Linked DNA regions of Mus musculus: region 1 is linked to region 2. The links are chromatin loops, found by intact Hi-C in ENCODE. Cell type or tissue: heart. All regions are shown on one strand. Links, peaks and the distances in the headings refer to the core of each region. The heading gives the core; the rest is flanking DNA. Region 1 has its middle 16 kb from the start of Gm40763. Region 2 overlaps Gm30262 (a long non-coding RNA gene).

Region 1 (15,736 bases), core at 3,726-11,725, 52 kb after region 2:
TCATAGATACCCATTGTCCCTCCAGCTTCACAGGACAGACATAGCGGTGATTAAAGAGGAGGGTTTGTTATGTCTTTTTCTTTTTTCTTTTCATGGGTATGAGTGCCTGTGGTATATGTGCATATGTGTATGAATGTGTTCATGTGCTGAGAGTTTACATCTTGATCCATGAACCTGAGGGAGAGAGAGAGATGACATGGGCTTTTTGAAATTTTGAAGTCTACCCCAGTAGACTTTCAACAAGGCACCCTTACTAATTCTTCCAAAACAGTTTCAGGAAGTGCAGACCAAATACTCACGTATATGAGCCTATGAAGACTAACCTCCTTCAAATCACCATAGAGACATGCTTCCCGTTACCTAACAAACTTCCCATCAGGCGTCACCTCCTAAAGATTTCACCATCTCAGAGTAAGGACCCTTTAGTTCAGGGTGCTACCGAAATGTTTAAAATCCCAACTACATCATTAAAACTTTATAACAGTGTAGTGATTAGCTGATATTTAAATTTGGGGGAAGGGGCCAAAGTCTACACCCCATGGAACAATGGCCTTGTAAATTACTCAAGAAAATGAATTTAGGGAAAAGACTTTGGTAACTGTGCTAGCATAGCACTCATTCATAGACCTTTGGTGACATCAGTTAGAATAAATACTGGCAATTTTGAAACTAATTTTTATATTGAATTATGATCTCTCCATCTCTGTTTTCCTGGCATTCTATGTGAAGAAACATCTATTTCCAGAAACAATTTGGCTGACTCTTTCTTGGAAACCCTTTCCCTACATTTATATTTCAATATCTCTTGATAATTTTCTACTCAAAGACTAACCATAAGGCCAGGGGGGCCTGTCAAAGCTCTAGATCGAGCAGACTCCTATTTTTCCACGCCTGGGCGTATGAAAAATACTTTTGAAAGGGTGTGTGTGTGTGTGTGTGTGCACATGGAGAGAGACCCAGTAATCTCTAAAAAGAAATCCACCTATTTCCCCATCCCTGGGTACATGAGGAATTGTTTTGAAAGAACGAGGGGTGGAGAAGGTGAGGACATGGAGAAAGACCCAATAGTGTATGGATCAACTAAGGAGAAATCCTCCAGCTCCAGCCCCAGCCCCATCCCCATCCCCATCCCCAGCCCCAGCCCCATCCCCAGCCCCATCCCCATCCCCATCTCCATCCCCAACTCCAGCCCCAGCTCCTCCTCCTCCTCAACAACGTATCTTTCTCCTTCTCTATCACCACCAACTTTTCTTTTCTTTCTTTTTTTTTCCCATTTTTATTAGGTATTTAGCTCATTTACATTTCCAATGCTATACCAAAAGTCCCCATACCCACCCACCCCCACTCCCCTACCCACCCACTCCTCCTTTTTGGCCCTGGCGTTCCCCTGTACTGGGGCATATAAAGTTTGCGTGTCCAATGGGCCTCTCTTTCCAGTGATGGCCAACTAGGCCATCTTTTGATACATATGCAGCTAGAGTCAAGAGCTCCGGGGTACTGGTTAGTTCATAATGTTGTTCCACCTATAGGGTTGCAGATCCCTTTAGCTCCTTGGGTACTTTCTCTAGCTCCTCCATTGGGAGCCCTGTGATCCATCCATTAGCTGACTGTGAGCATCCACTTCTGTGTTTGCTAGGCCCCGGCATACCACCAACTTTTCTATGACTTCTCATACCTCTTCTTTTTCTACAGCCACCACTACTACCACCTCTTCTACCTCCATCACCACCTCCTTCACTATGACTAACTCTATTGCATCCTATTTTTCATCCTTCTCCACTTCCTTGTCCCTTTCCTCCTCCTGCATCTCTACCTCCTCTACCACCATCACTGTTTCTTCTACTTGTATGTCTACCATCACCTTCATCCCCACCTTTCCCATCACTCCCTCCTCTCCTTCCACCTCCTCATTCATATCTACCTTTTCCTTTGCTACCACCTGTGCTATATTGGCAGGAAAAGAAGACTCAAGGAGGAACTTTCAGCATCCAATTCCCTGATTGATGGTGACTGATAATCTCAGTCTTAGCTAGGTTGCACACTCAGAGAACAAATCTTCTGGAATGGAATAGGGGAAGGGGAGCTCCTGAGAGTCTGTGCTGTCTCCAAGAAAATATGAAACAGAGAGATGTATTATAAACTGTTGAAAATGGATCTTATCTATAGTAGAGAATTTATAGATGAATTAGTGACTAATGAGAAGCAAGGAGGAAGGAAGGAGTACTCATTATAGGAAAAAGTGTATAAGAAGTCTAGGAAACCAAATGATGCAGTTTTGAGTATTTATATAACCAGAATATTACATTGACTATTGACTATATTAGTTTGAGAGCCAAGGTTAGGTAGTATCATTGGTTAGTGGGCAATGAGAGATAACACATTATGAGGACAGGAATGCATGTAAGAGCTTATAGTTCTCACTGACCAAACAGGAAGTCAGTGAGAAAGAGATTAGGGTTCCACATCTCCTCTGAGAGCTTGTCCCAAAAGACCCAAGGACCCAGCATTAGGTGCCACCTTCCAAGATTCTACTCCAATAGCTCCATTCAAAGCACCAGGTCCTTAATGACAGCAGACCTCTCCAGGACATAATTTAACTAGCCATATCTAAACCAAGTCATTAACTTAACCTAAAGTTTTTTTATTAGGATGACTAAGGAAGTATATATTTGCTTTTGTGTTCCCTGAACTGTAAGAAAGTAAAATTTTCATTGTCAGAGTTATGGAATCATACTATCTAAGTTAAAAATCAAGAGTTAGTAGAATAAACACACTATTGTGAAATATCAGGGTGAGATGGCTGTAAGAATTGAAAGTAATTGCCTTCAGGAATAGGAAGTAAGAGCATAATTTTGATAATTACGGTGAACATTAACTGCAATGCCTCTTAAGTCATCTTAGCCAATTCAGTCATTAAAATTAAAGCTTTTAAATTTTAAGCAGAAAGATGAACAGCCAGTAGGTAAGTGTTTTCATTGAGAATGAATATAAATCCTACAATTTTTGCATCAGTCATGTATTAAAGATGTTAATACACCTTTCTCAGAAGGGACTTTGATAACAGCAGAATGATCTAGAAAGAGACTTTGCCATCCATATTCCATTTCTTCTAGGGGATGCTGAAAGCGTCAGTATGCCAAAATGCACCGCACTAGCTCTGGGGAGCTTATGAATATAATCACACCACAACACGTAGGAAAAGCACTTGTTCTGTGGCTTTGATCCCATCAGTTGTTTCCTCTGAATAATGGCCACACCTCTCTTATACTTCCAGCATAAGATTCTCGGTAATGGGTATGAATATTACCCCTCAATTTTTCTAAATTCCAGACTTATTTTTTGTTTTATTTTATTTTTTTCTGTTGTTGTTGTTGTTGTTTGTTTGTGTGTTTATGTGTGTGTGTATGATTATACATGTGATAGGGCTTAAGATGTTTGGTCAAGGTGATCTGGGGATGCTGTGGTGTTGTAGGCAGCTTATACTGTCAGTGGTGGTAGATGGGTTATGTGGTTTCCCGGTTCTCTGAAAGCAGGACCAAATGGACCAAGAATACTTACAAAAACCTGGGTCTGAGTCCTGACTTTTTTTTTTCTGCTGATGTTTTAATGTTGTCAAGGTAACAGGACTCATACAGAAATCACAGTAGACCCTTGCCTCTTTATTTTTACAGAAGGGGTTGTCTTCTCTTCCATCCTGCACTGGAGCCAGTGGTTGAGTTGCTGTCCCTGTACAGGAAAGAGGCTGTGGAAGTTGGAAGAGGCTGCATAATACGCTGCTATTATTGCCCTTGTACCTGCAAACCATATGCCGCCCAACGCAAGAGCAGCTGCAGCAATTTATGGGCAGAGCACGTGCTCTTTGCTCTTGGCTTAATTTTTGAATGTAACAATGTTTATTACGTTCATTAATCACATCATCCTTGATCTCTGCATCCCATGCAACCTCCTGAGCTTGAGGCTGACACAGGGGCAGCTGCAGCGAGAGCTGAAGTTTCAGTCTTCCGGGAAATTTTTGTTTGCAAACCTGCCACAACATTAAATGAGCCAGTCGTATGGAAATGTTCTATCTGCTAGGGGAATCTACATACCTGCACCCTTTGTTCCTCTCATCATTAATTGGAGCTGCCCGGTTGCTCCCAGGTCCATTCCAGCCATTTTAATTTCATCACTGTGCAAAAATGAAGTAACAGTAGGAGAATCCGTGTGTTTGGTAACACGACCAGCTTTCATCTCTGCCCTGGTACTTCAAATCCTTTAAGTTGTTCCAAAGCGTTCTGGCAGACTCTAAGTTAGAAAGCACAATAAACGCGCATGCCTTAGATTGTAGGGCTTCACTACCTACTGTAAACTGGATACTTTTAATCCTTCTAAAAGGCTCACAAGTCACCCCTAAGGAAGTCTTCAGTTAGGTTAAAATGTATCTTTAATGGTCTAGACTTTCTTCTCTTGTGACTTGCTATTATGGCTTCTCTGCTTTTCTGCTGTGATTGGCACTCTTAAAATTCATTGTGGTCAGTCAATACCAGCGCCAGAGGCATTGAGCTAACACTGGCAAGCTCTAGTAAGCAATTCTTTTGGAATGCCTTAGATTTCAATAGGAATCACTGACAAATCTTGGATCTTTCCTGCTGTAGAGAAAACAAAACAAAACAAACAAACAAACAAACAAACAACCCAACTTAGAAACCCCTTGGTTGATTCTTGCTGTTGGCAGTTCCATGTTGTTCTTGTCTGTCTTTCCTTGGGTTTAGCTCATGTCTAGGCTCCCAAATAGGATGCTCATCTTTCCGAATGGGCTTTGGCTTTAGGGATCTTAATCAGGTGCTAGGCGGCCACCAGTCTTTCTTTGATGGGCACTGTCTAGCTTTGACGTGGACTAGCTACTTAGATACTGAGCTTGGCATCCGCCATCTTGACTCCATCTCTCGTGTTACATCCACTTCCCTGTCACTCATGGCCTTTGCTCTTCCATTCTCCTTTTCTGTCTTGCTCCCAGGCCTCAGATCTGCTGCCTTTTCCTCTACAGTGTCTACGAATCCCTTTCTTTTATTTGCAAATGGTTCTGATGGGTGTTATTACTGTTCCTCTTGTACTTAGTGCTCTTGTAAAGAGCCTCGGGCATTATTTCAATATAGGTGTTCTCTTTTTGTCTCTCTAGATGCCTGTGCAGCGTGTCAGATGCTTGTGTTCCAGTCCCTGGCTCTTTCTTTTACTCTGTAACCATCAGTTAGGTTCTTAATTATTGACTTAGTTTTTTTCTTCTTCTAATCATATAATGAGAATGCTATCCCTTATCTCTTAGGCAATAAAGAATAAACCTGCTAATATACATGAGAATGGGAGGTAGATGAGTGAGCAGGTACTATAATTGACACTCAGCAGCTGGAGACTCGTGCAGCTGTGACATTTTATTGACCACTGGTCACTGTTGTTTCTAATGCTCTATCCACTTTGTAACGTCTAGGAAAGAAATAGTATGTGCAGGTTGCTGCACGGAGGGCTTAGGGTTCTATGCCCCATTCTACCTTCCATAGGCCTTGGTTGACTCCACAGGCCTCTGTCATCTGCTCTCTCTGCCCCAAGGACGGAAGCCAGAGATGAGTGAAAGCAAAGCAGTTTAAAAAAATATATATTTTTAAACTTCCTTTAAATTTTATATTATGAGTATAAGGATTTGCCTGCATGTATGTGAGTACACTTGCATGCCTGGTGCCTAGTGAGGCCAGAAGAGAAGATGGTGTTAGATTCCTTGGAACTGGAGTTAACTGGTGCTTGTAAGCTGTCACATGGGTGCTGGAAACCAATCCCTGGTCCCCTGGAAGAGCAACAAGTGTTTTTAACCTCCAAGCCGTCTCTCCAAGCCCCGAAGCAGTTTTAAAGAATGTAATCCCTTTTAGGATGCTGCTAAGAGAAAAAAAGGGTAAAACTGTCCTTTGATGGCACCAAGACAGTGGTTTTTAAAGTCCTCTGATACGAAGAAATTTCTGTCTTCTTTTCCTATAGGACTTTGCATCCTGCCCAAACTCCCAGTACTAGCCAAGAACACTAAACCCCATCTAATGAACAGTTTGGGGCCCACATACCTTTTCTGATCCTCAGTTACATAGAACCTGCTGACTCTTGAGTCCCGAGAGTATGAGTCCTGCTGGCAGCTAGGAAGTGGAGGAGGCACCTGCTTGTCTATGACACTACGATGAGCCCTAAGCTCACCTTGTATTGCAAACGGACTATAACAACCTATTTCATACATACCTGGGTAAGGCAAATTTGGACCATGACTGATTGACTCAGCTGTGACTGTGGCATGGTTTATTTATTTATTGAAACAGGGTCTCCTGTAGCTCAGACTGGCCTTGAAATCCAAGCAGAGGTTGACCCTGAACTTCTGATCCTCCTCCTCCTCCTTCCACTTCCCACGTTCTAGAATTCCGGGCATGTGGTACGGCACCTCATTTACACAGCTTATGTGTGCCTAGGGATTGAACCCGTGGCTAGATAAACACTCCTCCAATGGAGCTACATTCCCAATTTTTGTTGGTTTGTTTTTTATTTTCTTGAGACACGGTCTCACTTTGTAAATCTGTGTGACCTTAAATTTGGCCCAAGCCCTTTGCCTAATCTCCTGAGCGCCAACATTAGAATCTAAGCTATCACCTCCAGCTGTCTTTAAGATGCACAGTAACCCTGGGATAAAATATATGCTTTTATCCAGACGGTGAACTGGCATCCACGTTGTGCCTCTGGGTCTGTCTCTTTTGGGAGATCCTGTCACTCCCTCCTCTTGTCCTGAGGCATCCACCCTTGAGGGATTCATTCTTATACCTCTGAGGATTTCAAAGCATCACTGTGGAATCTTTTTTTTTTTTTTTTGGCAGAATTATAGAACTTGTAGAAATACCAGATGTTCCATCAGGCAAACCCTGTAAGTGATATTTTTACCCCTCATTGATTTGAAATTGTACCCTCTCTCTATATGGCACACCATCAGCCACTTTGAAATATATGATTAATTAAAGTGTTTAATGATCCTGACAAGCAGGCAAATGGATCCAAATTCAGTAGAGGATCTATAGAGTGGTCTGGGTACAGCCATCTGTGCACAGACCCTGATAGGAGACACTGTAACAAGGAGACGGGTCCAGGTCCATCACGAAGGCGGCAGTCCAGATGGAGGTGGGGATCCTGGTACCAAGGATGCAATGCTTGAACTACAGCTTGCTCTCTGAAGCATCTGGGCTTTGTCATTAAGCACAATAGGAGAACAGGGGAAGTAAGGAAAAGAATGACCTTCATGGTTACTCTGCAAACTAATTCTCACTTCTCCTGACTGTTTTAGTTTCTTTTCTTTTTGCTCTGTATTTCTAAGGGCTCATATAGGTCCCAGGAAGAGCAAGGTACTATAGAAGGAAAAGGTAGGGACAGGCTTCCAGCCTCTCATTTGTCAGAGCCCTAACACTAGGGTAATGACATGGGTGATAACCACTCTCTTCTCTGGCACCTGAAAATCAAACACAGAACAAAATGATCCTTGTTTTGTTTGATCCAAGGTCTTTATGTTGCCATGAATAGCCTAGAATTCACTCCATAGACAAGGCTATTCCCCAACTCACAGGGATCCATCTGCCTCTGTCTCCCCACTGCAAGGATTAAAGATGTACACTGCCATGGCTGGCAAAGGAAATATCTTTATCCAGAGTTTTTCTTTAATGAAAAATGTTGTATATTTATTTATTTATATTGTAAGCATGAGACTTAAGTCTAAAATAAGTTTTTGAAAGACCTCCTTTCCCTGTTACAGAAGAGGAGGGGAAGGGGAGGGACAGATGACATAGTGACAGTTGTGTCAGGAAGTTCATCTGGTTTGGCAGTTCACTTGATCTATTCATTTTGGTCATGGTTAGCTACTCTGCAGAAACCAACTACAATTCACAGAGCTTCTGTGACTTTTATAAACTTTCCATAATCTTGTGGCTTTGGGTCAACACAGTAGGCTGGAATGGGTATAGAAGTCTCTCTCTCTCTCTTTCTCTCTCTCTCTCTCTCTCTCTCTCTCCCTCTCTCTCTCTCTGTGTGTGTGTGTGTGAGAGAGAGAGAGAGAGAGAGAAAGAGAGAGAGAGAGAGAGAGAGAGAGAGAGAGAGAGAGAGAGATCATGGATGGAGCTTGGGAGGTAGGCAAACTGACTCTGTGGGTGAAATCGGACCTGAAGCTTTTAAGCTTTATTGACAATACCCATTTGTTCACACAGTGTGGCTGCTTTTGTGCAGCTAGGGTAAGTTGGGTGGTTTCAGTTGAAAGTGTCTGTCCTGCAGGGCTGAGCACATCTACTCTCTGGGCTTTTATAGAACACTTTTCCAGTCTTTGGTTCAAGATAAAGTGCTGCTGTTGTGGCTGGCGTCATATGAGCTTTTGGGTGAGTCTGGAAGATGGGGACAAATTAGGTCAAGAGTTAAGTGGAGTCCTGAAGCTCTTCTCAGTACTGCATAGCAACCAAAGGCCTGGGTTGCCGGGTAGCTGATTGCTTTCGCCCAAGATAAAATCATGGTCACCCAGTTATTTATGGTGGTTTACAGCAAGGCTTATAGTCACATTGTCTACATGGTGTTTACATTTAAAAAATTACATTTGTTAAATGTGTGTGGGGGATGTGTGTGTGTGTGAACACAGTGCCATAGTATGTATGTGGAGTTCAGAGGAGAGTTTTCAGGGGTTCACCCCTTCCACCTCGTGGGAGCCAGGGATTGAACTGAGGCCATCGGTCTTGGTGGCAAGCCCCTTTGCCTCCTGAGCCAACTCACCAGCACAGCTCATGGTCCTTGACATAGAGGGGATTTGCTGTGTCCGTGGAAATGAGCCATCGTCCCCGCTGCGTTGCAGTGCTGAGCAAATGAATCTAAAACTCAGGCTCCTTTCCCTCCAGCATGGGATGGAACTATTTCAGGATGGGTGAGAATATTCATGACTCCTCAAAAGGATGGACATTAGGACGTAAGGTTATTTACAATTATGAAAATAAATATTGTACAATTCTAAAAGTTAAGAGAATAGCTCTGGGGGCTGGTGAGATGGCTCAGGGGGTAAGAGCACCCGACTGCTCTTCCAAAGGTCCAAAGTTCAAATCCCAGCAACCACATGGTGGCTCACAACCACCTGTAACAGAGATCTGATGCCCTCTTCTGGTGCGTCTGAAGACAGCTACAGTGTACTTACATATAATAAATAAAAAAAAAAAAAAAAAAAAAAAAAAAAAGAGAATAGCTCTGTGTTGATATTGCCTTGGTTCTTAAGGGCAGGATTTGTGGAGCAGTGGGTAGGGAAGGCCATGGTGGGTCTAGCAGCCTGCACAACTGGGCTGGAAGGCTGCCTTTACTAGCACTTGTGACCTTGGGGTGTTAATTAATATCTCCTAGTCTGTCTCCTCACTTCAAAAATACTAGTGATAATACTGCTATCTCATGGGATTCTTCTAAGTCTAGAGATAAAGACGACCTTGTTAGAGCACAGTGCCAGCCATTAATTTACTTACTTACTTGAGATGGGGTCTTACCATGTAGCCAAAATTGGCCTCCACCTCTGTTTATAGCTCTTGATTGCCTTTGAACTCATAAGCCTTTTACCCCTGTGTCCCGAGTGCCAGGGTTACAGGCATGTACCTTCCTGCCAGACTGGTATTTATATTCTCTTCTGAGAAAATCCAGCCCAATTCTACAAGAACCTTAATTTCGTCTGCCGTTTCTCAAAAATCATTCCTTAATTTCCCCGGGGTGTCACAGACATGAGCTCCTTGGCTGGGTCATATGAAAACACTTCCCTGAATACGGAGAGATGCGGTCGCTCCAGCAACAGGAGTCCCGGTGGCACAGGTACCCTGCAATTATTTAAGCTAGCTACTCATATCCTCCCCGCAGAGTCTTTCTACAGAGAGCATGTGAGTCACAGAGGGAATACGGCCGTCATACTGAAGTACCGAACCATGACCTATGGCTTGCCAGTCACAAGAATGGGTCTCTGTTTGTGTTCAGTGCAAGTTTTTACCTGCTTTATTGTTCTTCTGACTTCGGGCTTGTCTTTAGTTCTTTCGACTGGAAAAGGGGGAAAAAAATCTCTGACAAGAGGAGTTCTTAAGCTGCCGTTCCAGTTGACGTGAAGCTAATTCTAACTCAGACTGTTTTGCTCCGACTGCCTCAGGGTGAGGCAAGACCCTGGCATTTCTACCTCTGTGCTTCAGTCACTTGCAAGTCTTCCTTAGGTTATGGTTCTTCCTCTCCCTTTACCGTGGGCACAGTGCCCAGGTGCAGAAACTCTCAGCAGGGAATAAGAAGGACTAAGCTAATTACCAGCTATTTCCTCTTTCCAGAGCATTGTATTACTACGGTCCCCAACCTGCTTTTACAGATGCCTACAGCACACTATGCGTGTGTTTGGGTAGATAGGAACGCTTTTGGGTCTGCTGATCATTGCAGGCTTATTGGGAGGTGTAGTTCAGATCACACATCGGCACCCACTGGCTTAGCTGGCACAGCTCAGGGACGTCTTGGATCTCTGTTTGTAAATTCCGAAGACTGTTTGTTGCAGGTTAGAGGACACCGGTTGCCAGTCCAGACACTTGATGCTTGTGATGCTTGGGTACAGAGAGCATTTCCTTCCCCAGCCTCACCTTCTCATCATTAACAAAGTGAACACTGGCCCTGGGTTATTAGCGAGGTTAGAGGGAAGTATAGGACTGTGGGGACAGTCGTGACAATTGTAGCAACATTTAATTAGAAGCAATAAGAAGCTGCCCAGTGATATTTCTTGCTTTTGGGTTTAGTTTATGTCCATGGCTCAGGACACTCATCTAAGTGCTAATAACATAAGAGAGCTCTTATCTCTGCTTCAGAAGCAGAGCACACACACATACACACACACACACACACACACACACACACACTCATACACACTCATACACACATAAACACACACACATATACATACTCACACACTCACACACACTCATACATACACACACTTACACACACACACACACACACTCATACACACATAAACACACACACATATACATACTCACACACTCACACACACTCATACACACACACACTTACACTCACACACACACACACACACACAAATGTATACACAGCCGTCAAATGCTTCTAGACAGCTGGGGTAAAGTGAGTGTGACAGGCACAGCCACAGGCCTGCTGGTCTCACTTGTGCCTTGGAGATACATGCAAAGAGTGACAAGCCCTAGACAAGATCTCAGTTCTCTCCCAGGCGAGCAGCCACCTGAGCTGCCCTGGCAGGAACTTCCCTGTTGTCTCCTTGTACAAAGGGGCCAGTTACTCAAATCATGCAGACATATCTGCCCTAGGTTTTTAATTAACTTTGCAATGTGAGTGTTGGGGATGGGAGTGGGTAGGGGGAGATGGGAAAGGTAGGTCAGCTGATGTAAGCACTCCTCCCCTTCATCCTTGGATCCAGGGAAACTAAAGGAAGAGAAAAGGAAAAGACCAGGAAGCGTCCATAACAGAAGTTGGCCTTTTCCAGAGCTCGCTTCCCCGTGCATGGAGGAGACAGTCCCAATGTCATTAACTGGAAGAAGCAAAGGAGTTACACTTTTCATCATTGCTGAGCACATCAAATGCATGGGGCCTCAGTTTCTTGCTTACAGGGTAGATCCCAAGGTCAGCAAGGGATTTTGGAAAACAAGAGAGAGAGAGAAAGAAAAGAATACTTCATGTGGTATCAGAGACATGTCTATGGCTAGGCAAGCTTGATGTCCTTGAAGTAAGATGACCTGAAAGGTTGGGAATGTCCCTGTGGCATAGACCAGGATACACCCCTATTTGTTCAACATCCCCAAGACTTCACATTGTTACTGCGGCATATCATGACTTGTCCTGACTGATACAAGCAGGAAGGAAAGGATTCATTGCTTAACACTCATGCTGTCACAAGGTGTGTTCTTACACAGAAAGAGAAAGAATGAAGAAGCAACCTATCTGGGGTAAGAAGAAACATAGAAACACAAGAAAACATCTCTTGTTTGCATTAAGCCAGCAAATAAAGTCTCTTAAATCCTAAGTTACACCTATGTTTGGGGATGAACAGTTTTTGAGGACAGGGACATCAATGGCTGTTGTGTTGGTCTGCTGGAAACACCACAGCACCAGAGTCTGTGTGGCTTAAACAATAGAAACTCTATTTAAAAAAATAGAAACTTTTTCTTGAATTTGGATGCTGCAAATCCAAGATACCAGTGTCAGCTGGGTTGGTTTCCTCTGAGGCCCTTTGCCTTAGTATACAGTGTAAGATCCAAAGTTAACCCACTGAAGGACCAGGTAACTTCTAGAATGCTGGGGGTTGTAGTTCTTGGAAAATATCAAATCCTCATGGGAAAATATGGCAGACTATTGGTTTGCCTTTATAAATCCCTGTAAAATGTGTCTCAGGGCTACTCAGCTAGAAATTCCAGGGAGTAGTCTTGACCAACACCCATCCTGGTCAATATTTAATTAAAGTTTGTTTCAGATGGGTCCAGATGGTGAAACTGGCTCTTCTCATGAGAATCTCAGGATTAACAATAGATATATGTCTGTCTTTACTCTAAGTAGGTGTTCTGGTCTCTTTGTATAAAGACTCCAGTGATGTTGAATTTGGGCCCATCATAATGACTTTGTTTAACCTTCATTACCTCTTTAAGGATTTTTCAAATACAATCATGATCTGAGGCACTAGAAAATGAGAGTTCAGCCGGGCGTGGTGGCGCACGCCTTTAATCCCAGCACTTGGGAGGCAGAGGCAGAGGCAGAGGCAGGCGGATTTCTGAGCTCAATGCCAGCCTGGTGTACAAAGTGAGTTCCAGGACAGCTAGGGCTACAGAGAAACCCTGTCTTGAAAAAACAAAACAAAACAAAAACAAACAAACAAAAAGAGATTTCATACAGGACTTCTGAGAAGATTGTATTTGATCTGTAACAGCTATAGAACCATGCTTACTATTCTGTATGTGCCAGTACTGATTTGAGTGTGTGTGTGTGCATGTGTGTGTGTGTGTGTGTGTGCATGTATGTGTATGTGTGTGTATGTGTGCATGTGTGTGTGCATGTGTGTGTATGTATGTGTGTGTGCATGTGTGTGTATGCGTGTATATGTATGTGTGCATGCGTGTGCATGTGTGTGTCTGTGTGTGTCCTCTCTGAGATATTTTTTCTACACTTTTCTATGTCAGGAGTGATATCTAAGACTTTGATCCAATAGTCTAACGTTGTAGGCATTTCCATCTTTTTACACTATAGCATGACGGCACCACCTACAAAGTTCTTGCTTCTGAACTGTGCAATAAAGTTACAACAAGAACAAAAAAATCTCCCAACATTTTGTGTAAGTTTATACTTTTGCCTTGGGCTGCATCTATGTCTGTCCTTTGTCCTGTGTGGCCACATGAAGCCCTTGGGCTGTAGGTTGGATGCTCCTGGATTAAACAAATGCTGTGTTTCGCTATTCACTGATCTCACTTTGCACCAAGAAGAACTCGGGTGGGAAGGGTCCCTGAAAATCTCCCAATTGTGAGGAGGGTATCCCAGCCCTAGTCTGGTAGCCTAGGAAAGGAAGCTCAGAACTGGTGATTGACACAGTGACAAATGCCAGGTCATTTGGGGGAATATATGTCAGAACTGAGAATCATGTCTACTTGTTCAGAACTTCCACAATCTCCTTTCTAGGAGGGCAGAGATACTGCAGTTTCACACTGCAGATTCACACTGCAGTTTCTAAGAGCAGTTTGGGTGGATACTACTTCTCAGGAAAGACGTACGGAGTGGGGGACGAGAAATGCGGTATTCCAGGTGAGAAGTGGAACGTGGATGTCAGTAAAGTGTCTGTCTGCTGCACACTGCCCAGTCTGCAGGGTGCCATTACACTACTTTCCATGGTGAATCCATGGCTCTCTGAACAATCCCGGAAATAACAAGGCGTCTCCACTACATCGGCAACTTATTTACTAGCTTCTCGGGAATGATACCGGGTGTACTCACCGGCAGGCAGCTTTGTAGTTACAAAGTGATTTGCTGTTATTTTGATTTGAGCTCTCTCCAGCAACTCAACTCAGGGTGGCCACTGAACCTTGCTCAACTCACTCAGCAAATACTTCAAGTTTAAAGATATCAAATTAGCCCAGAAGATGCTCAAGGCGAAATAGAGAAGGAAAACTGGAAACTGAAGAGAGCACCTCTATTGTGCCTGTGGGTCTGCTCTGTCCCCACCCCCACCCCCAGGGTTCTGGGAAGCAGAATAATGAAGGGAATTCCGTGATAAACATGACATTTTCTATAGCCATTTCCTGAAAATGCAAGTCATCGAATTAGGAGAAAGACACGGTAGGAAATCGGAGAGGCTCGTGCTCTGTGCCAGGGTTTTCAGGCAAAGGTCTTGGATCAATTCTCTGTAACACATTTGTACTGACAGCCATGAAAGGATTCAGCGTGGTGAATCAGACAGCTGCTTGAACAGAGACGGCAGAGACGGGCTTTTTCCTTTTTCTCTTCTTTCTCTTTCTTTCTTTCTTTCTTTCTTTCTTTCTTTCTTTCTTTCTTTCTTTCTTTCTTTCTTTCCTTCCTTCCTTCCTTCCTTCCTTCCTTCCTTCCTTCCTTCCTTCCTTCCTTCCTTCCTTCCTTTCTTTCTTTCTTTCTTTCTTTCTTTCTTTCTTTCTTTTTCCTTATGAGCTGACAAGTTAGCCAGGAACAAAGCATGTTTGTAGGAAGTAAATCGCTGCCAGTTTTAATCCAAGCTTCTCCTTCAGCTGTAGCCGGGGACAACTGAGCTTTCAATGTTCCTCATGAAGTTTGTCCTTTTGGATTTTTGGTCAGAATGAAATCTGGGATTTGGTTTGGCCTCAGTGCTCCATTTCCAAAATGTCACCCAAATGGATAAAACCAAAAGCCACACTGGTTGTTTTCGTTTCCTGCTGATTGTAACTTTTCCAGCCGACACTCTGCACAAAGCAAGCTGTCTCGTGAAGGGCATTTAGGTTTCTGACTCCAAGATGGAGCTTAAAGAGAGTAGATAAACAGCTGGCATGTTAGGATTCAGAAGTGGTTTTAAAGACTTATACTAAGATGTTGAAGTAAACGATGATCCCAGGAGAGGCTGGCCCTCTGGTATGTGGAGAGAGTCGAGGGAGGGAATGGATTCCATTGGATGAGCGCATAGAGCTGTGTCTTGGATCTGGTTGCTTTAAAAATGGAGATGTTTCTTTTAAGAAAATTTTCTAGATAACAAAATAAAATTTCTTTGAGAGACGTGACAAGGAAACCTGATTCTGTTGAGAGTCATTTACTGATGGATTCAGAGAGAAAGGAGACCCTAGCGTGCACTACTTCTGGTAACCCAGGGACATTGCCTCTACCTGGTTCCCAACCCTGGTCACCACTGTCTGGGAACCCACAGAGTAAATGAATGATGGTGAGGTTAATGGAATTCTTTAATCAGAGTCTCATAAATAAGAAGTTGAACATGACAAACCCAAATCCCACTATGGAATAAAAAAGATAGATGTACTATGTTAACCCCACAGACATTTCAGGGTGGCTAGCTACTTTGAGGAGCAACATCTTCTCACGTGGAAGTTGCTGCTGGAACATCATGGTACCTGCTGCCTGCTGTTCTTCCTTGCTTGGAGCAGAGGCCTCAGGAGCGGCCCCTGGGTTTGCTTAGTGTTTAGTTATTGTCATGTAGCTC
Region 2 (15,736 bases), core at 4,091-12,090:
TTTATAAAAAAAAAAAACTCTTATAGAAATAATTTCATTGGATCTTGTTTACAGTTTCAGAGGTTTAGTAAAATATCCCCATGGAGGGGGTTGGAACATGTTGGTACCTAGGTAGATATGGTGCTGGAAAGTTAGCTGAGAGTTGTACAGCCAGATCCACAGGCAGCAAGAAGAGAGGCAGAGAGGAGAGAGTTACTGAGCCTGCCGTAGACTTTTGAGACTCAAAGCCCCTCCCCTGGTGACATAGTTCCTCCTACAAGACCACACCCACCCCAACAAGGCCACACCCCCAAATCCTTTCAAATAGTGCCACACCCTGGTGACCAACCAAGCATCCAAATCTATGAGACAGTGGGGGGCCATTCTTATTCAAACCACCATAGTGCTGATAGGCAAGTAGAAAAAGGTGTACCTTAAAATCATTTTATTTAGATCAGTTTAAGGTTGACAGGAAAATTAAGTGAGAAATGCAGAGATGGTGCACACACTCCCTGCCTGTCCCACATGCAATCCTCACCCAGAATTTGCTTGGGGACAGTGCACATGTTGCTAATGTTAGAGCTCCATTGACCTGCCACATTTTTACTTAATGAAATTCACACATGGTAGTAATTACAACTTACAAAGCCACCGTTTAATCCTTAGAATGCTTCACTAACCTACTTCATCCATCCTAGCCTCCTAGCTCCAACCTTACTGAAACAAAAGGTCCTTTGTAATGCTCAAGGGAGAACCTACTGGGTTTAAGTGAATCTGGTTAGTTCCTAGAGTTAGAACATCCCCTCTTTTCCTCATGTTTTTCTTCTTTTCACTTTCTCTTGCCTTCATTCATGTTTCCCCCTCCTTCCTTTCCACCCTGCATCCCCCACCCCCTTTTCCTTTCTTTTTTGGAAGGTCCTGGCAAGAACTCTTTTGCTAAACTTGTACTATACATTTCTGATACATTGTGTTTATGCTTTAGTGATAGCCATTATTAGATACTAGAGAGAATGTTATAGACTAAGTTTTATTTTATGTAATTTTAGGTGCTTTCCTGCATGCATGTATGTGTGCCTGTGGCGGCCAGATAGGGGTTTTGGATCTCCTGGAACTGGAGTTACAGACAGTTGTGAGCAGCCATGTGGGTGCTGGGAACTGAATCCAGGTTCTCTACAGGAGCAGCAAGTGCTCTTAATCTCTGAACGCCACCTTTCCAGCCTTAGGTTTGTGGGTTTTTGTATTTCCTTTTTTGATAGATATAAAAAAGGGATTTTGAAACTAACCAACCTTAAATCCTCAAGTTCTTAGTGGGTCATCAAGTCAATATAGTAAGTTTCAATAAATAAAGAGAACACTTGTATAGAAAATAGTAAAAGTGATTGGGTTTCATCAAAATTTTGAGCTGCACATTCATGTGCGTGTCTACTTGGGTGTGATGTGAAATACAGTTCTTACTACGCTACAAAGAGCTGGGAAGCCTTTGGTGTCGTGCCTCCTGCTTTCTTGGTTCAATTTAAGTACCATATGCTATCTTTACAAAGCAGTAACTGACTTAGTTATTCTTTAGATTAGTCTCCATTTCCATAGAGGCGATTGTACTGGAATAGAAATTAGAATTCTAAACAAATGTTTGCCCTGGATGTAATAATACTGAGGTGACAACTTACACAATAGACTCTCCCTCCACTTCCACGAACTATCTTTCACTCCGTTGCTTTTTGAAGCTGTCAACAGATCATTTTGAAAATCCTTTAGGAGTGTATCAGAAAGGTGTGAGGACGTTCTAAAATTGTTGATGGAGATAGAAGGGAATTTTACAGACCCAGGATGTCCTTAGAATTGGGTTGCATAGATGGACGGAGTCTGTGATACCCCTGAGAGATGTGGTACCGGAAAAATGTACAGAGATGTCCTGATATCAGTGGGATCACCTGGGGTACAGCTCACACACTGCAAGGCTTCCTCTGATTTCCGCTTCTTTTTACAATTCCCAGTTATCCACAAAACTTAGTTTGAATCTTTCCTCAGACACCCCGCCTACCGGAAGTGATGGAAGCACGTAACCGGAAGGAGATTAGAGCTAACGTTACAGCCAAAGGCCAGATAAAGTTTGTCCCAGCCTCATTTTTTTTGGGGTGGTGGTGGTGGTGGTGGTGGTTGGTCATTTATCTACTCTGAAAATAACTTACTTAATCTCTAAAACTGTATCTTCATTGCCTCTAACTCTCACCAGACTGTTACCCGATAGTGAATGTGTGATGGCCAGTCGGGTAGTAAATAGGCGCGTCTCCTGCTGATGGGTATGTTATTAGTTCCTTCCCGAGACTCGTTACGGAACCTTAACGGATCAGAGGGAAGGATTTCTTGCCTCTACACGGAGTACAATTTCAGGCATCATGTGGGATTGCTGGCCTTGTCCCCTGTTCCCTTCACAGCCACTCAGCTGGCGTGATACAGGGCACAAGCTGGATAATTACCCGGCAAGCTTATCTGGAGCCTGGTTATCTAAATGGGGTCCCTCTGGAGCTCCTAGAGTCTGCGGAGAGGGGTTGTGTCATAGGAAACATAGGCTTGGCTGCTGCTCACAGCCGGGGGTTGGGGTGGGGGGTAGAAGGTGCCTGGCTAGGCTGCTGCCTGGGACACGAGGCTAGTGCCAAAATGGCAAAGTGCCATTGTCCCTTCCTGATTTTAGGCGCGCAGAGCTCCGATCTGAGCCGCTAGGTAGTCTAAGATGAAAAGGCAGGGAAATTAATGATTTCTAGACCCCTCTTTAAGAGCTCAAAGGAAAGCAAAATGAAAACTCCTAAGACACTTAGGATACCCGCCCATTGGAAGCTGATTTTGCCGGGAATATTATTTGTGTGGAATCTGAAATTATAGTGGAAATTTCCACGATAACGCAAGGATCTGTCTTCAGGTCAACAGGTAAAGCTGGCTTTAACTTTATTCTCTTCGAGAAGTAGACCGCTTAACCCTGAGTCAGCCAGTGGTTGAGGAGGCTACATGGATGTCCCATTTGGCAACTGACCTTTCTTGGTTTTCTCCCTGTCTCTTCCCTTCCCCTCCTCCCAGTTTGATATTTGATGTGTCAAGGACAAAGACGTGCAGGAAGGAAGGTCGCAGCTTACTGTCGATCTCCACCTCGAGCAAGCCTCAGGACATCTCTGAACATTTATTTGAGACCCCCTTTGACTATAGGATCGGTCCTCACGGCTCCTCTGTTAAGACCTAAGAGGGAACCGAAGCTGACAGGTCACAGTGGGAGGAATTTATCTCAGGCTGGACCTCAGAGAGAGGGTGCCCGGTTTCCTGTCTTCTCTCCCTGGCGTCTCAGAGATATCTCAAGACCTTTGGACTCTGAGTGTTGCTGACAGAGATAGTGAGTGGGAAAGGAAAAAGGAGGCGGTCTAATGAGGTGGATGGGCTCTTTTTTCTGGTTTTCCCCAGATGCAGAAGCTGGTGTGAGGGAGCGGGGCTGCCTCCCAGGTCTCAGCTGTTAATCTGATGGAATGTCTCAGCCTCTTCATTTCCTGTCATCTTTCCATTTAATCATTAACCCCAGCTGCTCAGGACCAGGCAGGGCCAGGAGATAAGCAAGCCGGTCCCCGAGAGAGTCCACAGGCATGATTTGACAGGATAATGCCCTCACTTGATAAAAGGAGAGACTCTCTGTCAGCTGCCCGCATCCTCCCTGAAGCTCTGGAATCTGACTTCATGGAGCATTTGAGCAGCTAAGCTTTTCCTGACCCCCTCCCTCCCACCACCACTCCCGCCTTCCCCCAGTTGCTGAGCATAATTGAGAATTAATTGCATGTCTGCTTATTATTTTGCTTACTTAATTTGGTCTAAACGTTGTTCACACTCCAGACTTAAGGCCTGGAAGTGGCTGTCTTCAGGTATGATTTGAGATGTCAGGGAAGCCCCTATCTCCTGCTTGTTCACTGTTCACTCACATTCCCATTTTGTCTAAAACTAGCTTAGCTTTTTTCCAGAGCAATCTATCTTCCTTCCTTCCTTCCTTCCTTCCTTCCTTCCTTCCTTCCTTTCTTTCTTTCTTTCTTTCTTTCTTTCTTTGATTTTTTTATTAGATATTTTCTTCATTTACCTTTCAATTGCTATCCCAAAAGTTCCCTATTACCCCCCCCCCCCAACCCACCCACTCCTGCTTCCTGGCCCTGGCATTCCCCTGTACTGGGGCATATAATCTTCGCAAGACCAAGGACCTCTCCTCCCAGTGATGGCCGACTAGGCCATCTTCTGCTACATATGCAGCTAGAGACATGAGCTTGGGGGGGGGGGGGTGTTACTGGTTAGTTCATTGTTGTTCCTCCTATAGGCAGAGCGAATTTTCTAAAGTTTTTTTTTCTCTTCCTTTATAGTGGTAATTATACTATAGTTTTTTTTTTTTTTTCCTAACAAAACTTTATTACATTTATGTTAGGTCTCAGACCTGGGGCAAATGGCTAACTGGGGTGCCTATTAACATATCAGAGCAGACACTGTCGGCCAGTCTCTTACTATCTCCAGTACCTGGAATACTCCACCCCTACCCTAAGCATGCCCAGCTCAGGGACTGGGCTAGGGTGTCCTTCCTGAGGCTGCTCTTTCCTCTATAACCAAGACTTTTTGGCTCCAAGGTCCCTTTGACCCTTTTTGGGCCTCTTGCCCTCTGGGCCTCTGCTCCTGGTTCCCACCTGCCTCTCCCTGTACTCCTGTATTCCTCACATGGCCCTGTTCAGTTGGCCAGTCCTGTTCAGTCTGGAATCTTCCAGATGCCCCTGGCTATGCTTTCCCTCATAAAATAAAATTCCTCCTCGGCCACACCTGGGAGCAGTCATGTCCTTCCTTTTCTTTGTCTTTTGTTTTCATTCAATTTATAATGTATTTCATCGGGCTGTGGGATATATGGTATGATAAACTGTTAGCTAATTATACCTCAGCAAAAAGTATTTTAGGATTTTTTTTTGTCCCTAAAGAATTACCTTAAAAAAGAATATATACAATTTGGGATGTTGGAAATATAAAATAACATTAGGAAAAAAAATCTGGAGGCCCAGTGAGTTGTTTGGGAAGGAAAGTGTTATTGTTTTAAGTTCAGGTGAAAGGGGCCTGTGAATTAAGCTAACAGAAGACCGGTTAATGGGGGAAACGGCATGTGACTCACTAACATTAATGTGTATGGTAGTTCATAGCGAAGTGAACTAGGAGAAGCAGTAGGAGTTTATTGTCTGTTATAAAGGAAGGAAGGAAGAGGGTTTGAGGTCAAAGGAAGAATACATTTGGGAAAAGAGAAAATGTGAGTGGGGACCAGTGAACAAGAATGTTCATTGAGGTCTACTTACACACACACTCACATACCCCCCACCCCCACACACATATGTGCATACACGCACACAGACACTCACACACACTTACACACACACATGTCCACATACACAAACACACATGCACATGTACATTCACACACGTGCACATACACACACACACACACACACACACACGTACACACATGTACACACATGGACACACACACATCTGGGTTCATCATTACCTTCAATAAGATTTCCAGGGAGATGAGGAGGATACTAAGACCTTGTCCCAAATATTTTCCCTTCCCCCACCCTACATACTTTTGATTCTATGTTGTTATCATCTCAAAATAACGCTCTTGCCAAAATGACACTTTGAGACAGCTGTTGAGGGGCAAGTGTGTTTTGTACTATAGTTTTGAGTAAGAACTTCCATGGAAGGCTAGACAAGCCTGATTCTCCAGATAATGTCCTCAGGTGCTCAAAGGAGGCCATGGGGCTTTTAGCTGCCCTCTCTGCTCCAGCAACCTCTCTTGGGGGCAAGGGGGCTGTGACATCATGATCGGCCATCATGACGCACAGCTTGTTCCCTGTCAGGGCTGTTAACATTGAATTAGTAAAGGCAGGTCCATTAGACCCTTACCTGAGAGACCAGTCAGCCACAGGGTCTCCTGTCTGCTGCCCCCACAAGCACCACGTGGTCTTAGGGGCGGAGCTGGAATATTTAGGAGGTGGAAGGTGACTTGGAAGGGGTTGGATCTCTTCAATGATACAGCTTTCATGCCTTGTCACCCAGCTCTGTGGGACTCTGATGCAGCTGCCTACGAGACACCCCTTCCTGAAACTTTATGTGTTCCAGGAAAAGCTATTGGCATCTAAACAGGGACTCATCCAAGACGGGCCCTGCTGTGGGTGACAAGAAAGGCAACCGAGGCTGAGCTAGCTATTTCAGGGTGAAGCGTCTGCAGCAGAATCCCCACAGCTCTGCTTCCCTATGCTTCAAGGGATGGACTACATCCTTGCTGGGGTGCCAGTGGCCTACATACCCTAGCTGAGCCGGCTGCCCAGTGGGGACTGGCTAGGGAGATGTGTCCTCTGTGTAACCTTGGAGTTGACAGGAAAAGTGAGGCCTGGGGAGAATGAGATGGGGCTTGCTATTTCTCGTGGCCACTGAAGGAGCAGAAGGAAAAGTTGTAGTTGCAAACTACAACTGCAGTAACGTGCTCATCAGATCCAAGTGAGGAGAACCCGGTATGGGGAAAGGGGAAGAACAAGGTACAATGGATAATGAATGAGGAAGTGATGTATGGAACGGTTTACACTTGATCCCCAGAGCTCAGGCCAGATTCTGATCATTAAGAGTTAAGGAAAATGTTCCTTCACCAGGGACCATTTCTGAGCTCAGCAAACCTTCCCAGCAGGACCTGATCTCTCCAAGACAGGCGCTCCAGTGGATCTGAGTTAGATCGGTGTATAGATCAGGTTTGTAAACCACCAAAACGGTCAAGAGTGAGTGCAAAAGGGAGAAAGCAGGCAACAGTTTGGGCCTCTCAGATGCTAACACGGCAATGTTTGTGTTGGGCCAGAGTTCCTAAGAAGCAATGGACAAAGACCCAGAGTCTGTGCTGGGGGCCTTGGAAGGCTCTAAACCCTGAGCAGCAGTTTACAGAAGAGGCGAACAATATGGATATGGAGACAATCTCTGTAAGTCTTGCTATGGAAGAAGGAGTTCTCATGGGGCAAGAACTACTCCAGTTGTTCCCTTAATGGGGTAGCCAGGGTAGCCTTCAGAGGAGGTATCGTTTTCAGTTTTAACGTTAAAAAAAAAAAAAAAAAAAAAAGAAAGAAAAGAAAAAGGAATCAGACAGGTGTAGCCTGAGTTCTCAGGAAGCTCTGATAAGCAAGCAAATGGTCACTGACGACATCTCAATGAGGGAGATAAAGGGGAAAATGTACTCCAGGGGGGCCTGGCTTGTGGTGCGCTGCGTTATTGGTCACAGGAGCTGAAGTACAAAGTACAGAGGGTTGACAGAGCTTGGTGGCTTTTCTAGGTCACTGGCTTTGGGAATGGGGGGCGCTGGGTTTCAAGCCATCTCTGTGAAATTCCAGTTGGGAGTGGTAAGGCAAGTTCTGTGAATCCAAGGGCAAGCCACAGTTGTCATCTGGAGTCTTGGAGCAGAGCCAACACACCTGCACTGTGAGGGTCCTTCCCACCCCTCCCCTCTCCAGGGATCACCAGGGACTTCAGAGGAAGTATTTGTTCTAATCCTTTCTGGAAATGGCCTTTGATATTTTCTTACTCTGTGTGTGTCTTACTCTGTGTGATGATCACCCTAGAATTGACTTTTTTTTTCCTGTCTCTCTCTCTCTCTTGCCTGGCAAATGAACTAATAGCTTAGGAGGGGGAGTGGCTCTTGCCAAATAATAGAAATATTTCTCTTTCAGTTTAACCGTTGACCCAGCTTGCCAGGAAGCATGGCCTTTCAAAAGAAAAATCTATGAAATTCTTGTGGGCAAGATCCTGGATTTGCAGGGGGCATCGTTGTAAATGCCAGTTGCTGGGCTCCTGAATGGCCACGGCTCTCTACCCTCCCAAGCCCATGTCACTGACCAACTCAGCACACGTGGGCATTCTGCTTTTTCTGTGAATTGAAGTCATGCCCCTCTTCTCTGTCTTCCTTTCTTTTTCTGCTTGTCACACAACTGGGTGACAAGACCAGTTTTCAAGGTTGTGATGATAGTGAGGACTCCTCCCCTGTCCCTCCCTCCCCCAGGCTGCTCTGTGACTGATCCCTGGAGAGACTGAGAAGGTGGGAGGTGGGAAGAGAGCAGTTGGGAAAAGGGAACTGGATGGAGAGGGAAGCTACCAGAAGGTTCCTGTCTGTACCACTGGGAATTGACCCAAAGAACCACGGAAACAAAATAGTTGCCAGTAAAAAGTAGCATCATGGACTCGATGACTTTAACCACTGAGTCCCCAGGACCTAAGTTAAAATGGTGTTAAGTAGATTTGTACTGGAGGACACTTAAAGCAAGAGGCTACATCTCCTGGCTTTCTGACACTTTTAGGGCTCAAGCAGTGCTGGGGTTTTTCTCTTAAGGAAGGAGAGAAGAGGGAAGAGGAAGGAGGCCAGCTTGGGCTCCACTGGCTGTGGCTGATGTGCCTTTCCTCCAGCTGCGGAGCACTTTCTGAGTGATGAATGATACAGAACCATGCCTCCTGCAGCCAGCTGGCCCTGCACCAGGTCTTTGTAAGCCCCAGCCAGAGGCAGCTTTGGTCTCCTGCCAGGATTGAGGCTGTAGGAGCAAGTCTCAGGTTCTCAGGCCTCACACGGGGCTCTTCCCAGCTCACAGCTGTGGCAGCCCAGACCAGGGTCCTCTAAGTCTCTGTAAGCCTCCTTCAGAGGACCTTTGCAGGCAAGGTCTGCTCTGCTCCCTCTGCCTGTGTGTGTGTGTGTGTGTGTGTGTGTGTGTGTGTTTGCTTTGGCAGACTCTAGGTACTGCTCTCTCCTCCACTCTCATCTCTTTGATCCTAAGGCCCCCCCTGTTGCTTATTTCTTGTCCCTGGAGGTACAGAACATATGCTTTCTTTGGAAGAAAGATCTAGAGGATGTGTTAGGTCATTTAATGGGGGGGGGGATATAGGGGGGCATGGGATAGGGGAGCATCTAGATTAACTGAGCAGTGTGTCTTAAAATCTTTTGTACCTGTCACTTTGTCAGCTGTATTTTACTAAACCAGCCTGGCAAAGACAACTGGCAGGCATGAGAGACTTGGTTACAGTAACACAGAGTTGGGTCATTGTCTTTCCTGCTCTGATGATGCCTGCGTTTTCATAGTTTAACGGCTTTGCATTAGAGAGGCAAGCATTTTTGTATTTTAATAATTGATGCATGTTACACATTGATAGGCCTTTTTCTTTTCTTTTCTTCTCTTTTGTTTTCTTTTGTTTTCTTTTCTTTTCTTTTCCTTTCCTTTCCTTTCCTTTCCTTTCCTTTCCTTTCCTTTCTTTTCCTTTCTTTTCTTTTCCCTTTCCTTTTTTTTTTTTTTTTTGACAACATTTTGCTATGTAACTAAGGTTGGCCTCAAACTCAGGATCCTGCCAGAGCCTCCCAAGTGCTGGGATCATATGTATGCTCTCACACCCATCTGATTGCTGGTGGTGTTTCTATTCATTCTCATTCTTTCTCTCTTGGAAGTATCTCGTGTGGCTCAGGATGGCTTCAGACTCACTCACTAGTTAAAGATGACCTTGAATGCCCAGTTGGTAATGTAGAGATGAAGGATCCAACCCAGAACCCCATGCGTGTTAAACATGCTCTAACCTCTGAGCCACACCCTTAGCTTCAACGTACTTTCTCTCTTTCCTTCTTCCTTCCTTTCTTCTTTTCTTTTCTTTTCTTTTCTTTTCTTTTCTTTTCTTTTCTTTTCTTTTCTTTTCTTTCTTTCTTTCTTTCTTTCTTTCTTTCTTTCTTTCTTCCTTTCTTCCTTCCTTCCTTCCTTCCTTCCTTCCTTCCTTTCTTTTTTTTGGTAGTGGGCAAAATAATGTTTCTTACAGTAGATGGAATATTAGATATGATGAAATATGGTGAATAATTTTGGCCAGAAAATGTCTCCATTTATTTCCCCAGGGTTTTGGTTTTGGTGTTTTTGTGGGGGGGTGGGGGGTACAATGACATGGGGCTTGGTACATATAGATGAATCTATGAGAACTTTTCTAAACTTCAATTTTGCATGTGTGTGGGAGGTATGCATGTGTGTGTGGGAGGTGTGCATGTGTGTGTGGGAGGTGTGCATGTGTAGACATCATAGACTAATTTATAGGAGTCAGCTCTCTCCTTCCTCCATGTTGAATCCCACCCAGGGATTGAACTCGGGTCTTCAGACATGAAGACGAATGTATTTACACACTGAACTATTTCCCCAGCCCAGAATAATATTTTTTATAATCAACTTATTTTGAAATGTGTATCTAATCACCATAATAAAGATTTCAAATGTAAGGGGTAGATTTCCACAAAGGAAGAAAGGAGCAGGCCCAGGCAGCCTGGGTTCTGGTCCTGCTTTGGTTCTAAGTGACCATAAGACCTTGGGTAGGTATCCTCTTTGCAACTTCTCCTTTCTCCCTGTGAAATGATGGGGAGGAGTTGGCCACTGGACAAGGCTCCCGTTTCCTTTCTACCCTTCTTTAACTGTAACTCAGTGTAAAAGCTGGGGTCCTGGTGGCAAGCCAGGTTAGTCTTCCTCAGAGAGTGGTTATATCAAAAGGATCGGTAAGAACTTGTCATGGTCCCCTGTGAGCAGATGGTCTCATAATATAAGTGAGCAGGAATAGTCTTTGAGTGGCCCTGAACTACCTGAAACTGTGATCCTTCCCACAAGCTCAAGGTCCCCATCTTGAGCACCAGTGACCTTATTTGAAAACAAGTACTTTAAAGCTAGGTGCATACCCTTTATGTAAGCACAGAAGCAGGCAGACCTCTGAGTTTGAGGGCAACCTGGTTACAGAGCAAGTTCCAGGATAGCTAGGGCTACATAAAGAGGCCTGTCTTAACAACAAACAAATGAAATAAAGAAATAAAGGAATAAATGGAGGGGGGGGACTTGATTGAGTTAAAGTGATATCATTAGTATACACTGTAATCCAGTATTATTGTATTGTAGAAAAATGGAAACTCTGGGCACAGAGACAGACAAGTGTGCATAAAAAAGGGCAGTGTGAACCTGAGATTTGGTGGTGCAGCTACAAGCCAAGGAACACCAAAGATAGCCAGGAAACCACAGAAACCAGATGATCAGTGGTAGATTCCCTCTCTCAGCCTTCGGAAGGAACCACTTACAGTCTGCTGATACCTTAGATTCCAGGACTGTGGGGTAGTAAATTTCTATGTTTAAGCCACTCCACTGATGGAACTTTGTCCTGGCAGCCCTGGGAAACTGTGGGCTCAACTGAGGGCACATTGCTTTATTTGATTCCTCACGGTCCTATTGGCTGTTTCCCTAGGGACCAGAGTGATACAGTAATAGGATGGAAAAGGCTTACCTTTGCTTTGACAGGGAGGGCTAAGATTAATCACAAACAAACAAGTGTGTCCTGTGTCATGGTAAAACGTGAGATGGGAAAAAAACAAGGGTTGGTGGGCAGCATGGAGTTAATACATTATGTAGATGTGATAGTTAGTATTGATTTCCTGTCTAGTTTCACCCTGTTGTTGTGATAAAACACTCTAATTTGGGGATGAAACAGCTTATTTGGCTTATACTTCTGGATCTCAGTTTGTTATTGAGGGAAGTCAGGGATGGAACTCAAGGTGGATGCTTGATGCAGACCGTGTGAATGAATTCTGTTTGCTGGTTTCTTTTCTTGCACACTTCTAGGTTATCCTTATCTAGCTTTCTCATACAGCCCAAGGCGGCCTGCCTAGGGATTGGTGCCGCTCACAGCGGACTGGGTCCTTCTACATCAATTAACAATTAAGACAACAAATACTTAACCCCTACCGACATGCTTGCAAGATATTCTGATATAGGCAATTCCTCCTCAGCTGAAGTTTCTCTTCCAAAGTGATGGTAGGGTGTTTCAAGTTGACAGTAAAAACTAAGGCGCACGATTGTCAGTTTCACACGATCTAGAGTCATTCAAGAAATAAACCTCTGGGCATGTCTTCGAGAGAGTTCTTAGGTTGAGTTAAGGGAAAATTCACCCTAAGTGTTGTGGATTTTATGACTCTTGTAATCACTGACATACTTTGTTTTGAGACAGGGTCTCATACTGTAGCTCAGGGTGGCCTCAAACGCACGGCAATTCTCCTGCCTTAGCCTCCCTAGTTCTGGGATTACCCAAGGTGAACCACTGAAACTATCTATCAATCATTGACATCTTGACGGAAACCTTGAAGAGGTGCTCATTTAGCCTCTAGGGTGTGTCCAATCTGTGGTCCGAGGGCCACATACATCCCCAGATAGTTATAAATGTATATTTGGATATTTTTATAGATGGAAACCTGTTACAATGTCAAAAGGCTGGATACTGCTGTAGCTATGTGATGTCATATCAAGGGAGCCAGTGTGGTACCACTAAATAGGAAGCTCAATTCTAGACTGAGAGTCAGAGTAAAGACTAGGGAAATCACAGCCATAAAAATCATCACATGTCTGGCTAGCCCCGTCAGTGTTTGCAGAAGTCTGGGAGCTGGGGGTCATTATGTCACGAAATGATAAAATAAAGCTTGGTGTAAAATAAAGCCCAGAGCATCCAGGATGGGTGTAATTCTCTTTTTATGCTTTGAACATCTGTGTTATAAATGATATTTTTCCTTGAACTTAAAAAGGGAAAGATCCAAAAATTAGTTTGGTCAATAAAATTGAAAAAGCTTAAAAATAATCCCATCCACACTGGTTTGAAGGAAGAAAGCATCTTCATACTCTGGGGAGACTTTGAATGATGCCACGTTTTTGTAGGGTAATTTGACAACACAAATTAAAAGCCTTCAACTTGAGAATATTCTTGGAGAAATTTTAATTTTGGGATGTACCCTTCTATAGTAGTTCTTGGTGATAGGTCCGAAGTTTTATCCCCAAAAGTGTTTATGGTAATATAATTGATAATAGCAAGATTGGCTAATATGGTGGCCTATTGTCTGGCTATTGAAAGGAATGGTACTAAATGAGAGTTTTCAAATGTTTTAGTTTGTGTATTCTTTCAGGACTCTGATGGAGACAGTGAAGTCCATTTTTGGTAAGAAAGTACATATGTGCTTATATAAAATTCTTTTTATACTCTCAGAGAATTCATGTACTATGAAGTCCATTCATGCAGTTGGGGTGAAGACTCCAAGACTTAGAGCAGTTATTGATGACATGGATAAATGGTCACAAAAGCATATCGACACACTGGCGTAGGGATGGAAAGGTACTCCCAAGAAATTCTTCCCTCTGAGAAAGAGAATCAGAGATTGGATTTTTTTTTCTTCTTTAAGCTTTCCAGTATTTCTCAATTTTTCATTATGAAAATGTTTTATTTCAATATTGTTCTTGCTGTATATGATGATAGGAGCTTTTAATTCCAGCACTGGGGAGGCAGAGGCAGGTGGATCTCTATGAGTTACAAGCCAACCTGATCTACAAATCAAGTTCTAGTGAGACCCTATTTAAAGAACAAACAACAATAGCAACAAGCAAGTATGATATATATATATATATATATGTATGTATATATATATATATATATATATATACACACATATACATATATACATATATATATATTTAACATGAAGAGAATAAAAGAAAACTTGGAGACGTTGCCCCAAACAAATATGTAACAAAAACGATATGCAATAAAAAAGGCTAAGAAACAATGTATACTGGCTAGTTTTGTGTCAACTTGACACAGCTGGAGTTATCACAGAGAAAGGAGCTTCATTTGAGGAAATGCCTCCATGAGATTCAACTGTAAGGCATTTTCTCAATTAGTGATCAAGGGGGAAAGGCCCCTTGTGGGTGGGACCATCTCTGGGCTGGTAGTCTTGGGTTCTATAAGAGAGCAGGCTGAGCAAGCCAGTAAAGAACGTCTCTCCATGGCCTCTGCATCAGCTCCTGCTTCCTGACCTGCTTGAGTTCCGGTCCTGACTTCCTTGGTGATGAACAGCAGTATGGAAGTGTAAGCCACATAAACCCTTTCCTCCCCAACTGTTTCTTGGTCATGATGTTTGTGCAGGCATAGAAACCCTGACTAAGACACAATGTAACTTTGCCCGCAGTGAAAATCCCGCCTGAGAGGATGCTACAGACCACTGTACTGCAACTTTCAGGGGAAGCAGATGAGGCACTCCAGGGAACTTTTGTCTCTGGAAATGTGATATCCTGTAGCAAGAAGTTGTTAATCTTGCCAGTATAAGCATCCATCTTTGGAAGCCGTGAGGCTGCATCAGCTAGTGGGTCTCAGGCATGTCTGCCAGTTTTGTTTATGGCCAGTAAGGTATGCTGCGATCTCCCCAGCCCTCACAGGAGTCCTCATGCCTGATTTTCCCCATCAGCGTCAGGATCTTTACTCACCGAACCATCTTGCTGGCTCTGGCCATTTTTTTAAATGACCCTAAAATTATCTACAATTCAGTTTCTGTGACAGAACACATGAAATGAATCTCTCTCCTCCCCCCTCCCTTCACCCCAGCCCTTCACCCCAGCTTCTATGGATATAGGATATAGAGCATCATTGCAGGGTCATGGTTAAAATCATGAGAGAGTGGGACTGCAGGTTGACTTTCTGTGCTTGGGCTTCTTCTTCCTTGGTGAATTTGAGTTCAGTTGTATTTGATCTTGGTTTATGTCATTTTCCTTTGCAAAACGGATATCATGTTAGTTCCCTGACTGAATGACTGAATGGTGGTAGCCCATTGGTTTAGCACTTCATGGACTTGTGTCCATTTGCTGGGTGTAGGTTTCTGAGTTATTCTTGGATGTATTGTCCCTCTCAGACCCAGAATATGAGGCTCCCTCTCATGTATTCCGTAAGGCCACGAGAACTAGATTTACACCTGCATCTCATGCTTTTTTCTCTTCTCCTCCTCCCCCTCCTCCTTATTCTCCTCTGCCTCTTCCTCCTCAGCCCTCCTCTCCCTCTCCCTCTCCCTCTCCCTCTCCCTCTCCCCTCTCCCCTCTCCCTGGCCCTCTCCCCTCTCTCTCCCTGGCCCTCCCCTCCCCTCCCCTCCCCTCCCCTCCCCTCCCCTCCCCTTCTCTTCTCTTCTCTTCTCTTCTTTTCTTTTTCCAGACAGGGTTTCTCTGTGTTGCCCTGCCTATCCTGGAACTCACTCTGTAGACCAGGCTGGCTTCAAACTCAGAGATCCACCTGCCTCTGCCTCCTGAGATTAAAGGCATGTGCCATCACTGCCTGGCTTTATCATGATTTTTCTGAGTACTGGTTTCTTTAAGGCAGACACTCCCCTGACTGTAGACTGTATTGGCTCAAGGTCATTATGTGTGCTGTGTTAGCCAGAGTGGTTGATGCAATTGTGGGGGTGTCTTGCCAGGTGTCCCTATGCTAATCCATTTTTTTTTTTGTTTGTTTGTTTTGTTTTTTTTCGAGACAGGGTTTCTCTGTGTAGCCCTGGCTGTCCTGGAACTCACTTTGTAGACCAGGCTGGCCTCGAACTCAGAAATCTGCCTGCCTCTGCCTGCCAAGTGCTGAGATTAAAGGCGTGTGCCACCACACCCAGCTGCTAATCCATTTCTTGAAGTTTACTTGAGAAGAGACCTCACATCATCAGTTCCTGGGCCTTTGATTCTTAAAGGCGGAACACCACAGCATCTCTTGGGAGTATAGAGTCCTCTTCTTCCATAGCCCCAGAGTCTGTTTTATTTATGTTTTTTGTATCCTATCTTTATAGTAGGAGACTTGGGAGTGCTCTCCTGTAGGATCCAAGACTTCTCATCTTTCCGATGCGAAC

What was found. Peaks named below come from ENCODE experiments on the same cell type or tissue, not always from the same donor. Only the 100,000 strongest peaks of a DNase experiment are listed, where the experiment ranks them.
Region 1: it touches region 2 in a loop (2.0-fold over the local background); 2 of 42 quality-filtered maps call a loop at or near these places.

What each region holds. Positions count from the first base shown.
Region 1 is chr10:111,644,684-111,660,419 of GRCm38, forward strand. No RefSeq gene overlaps it. Among named protein-coding and RNA genes, the nearest start is that of Gm40763, 16 kb to the left of the region's middle. In heart, for the core only: no CTCF peak of the experiment used is centred there; no DNase peak of the experiment used is centred there.
Region 2 is chr10:111,592,303-111,608,038 of GRCm38, forward strand. Gm30262 (a long non-coding RNA gene) reads left to right here. Exons shown (of 5, transcript XR_380793.4): 3 at 15,677-15,736. 4933440J02Rik (RIKEN cDNA 4933440J02 gene) reads right to left here and starts at 1,971. Exons shown (of 4, transcript NR_045344.1): 1 at 1,802-1,971; 2 at 1,647-1,703. In heart, for the core only: no CTCF peak of the experiment used is centred there; DNase peaks (open chromatin) are centred at 8,189 and 8,539; H3K27ac peaks cover 2,025 bases.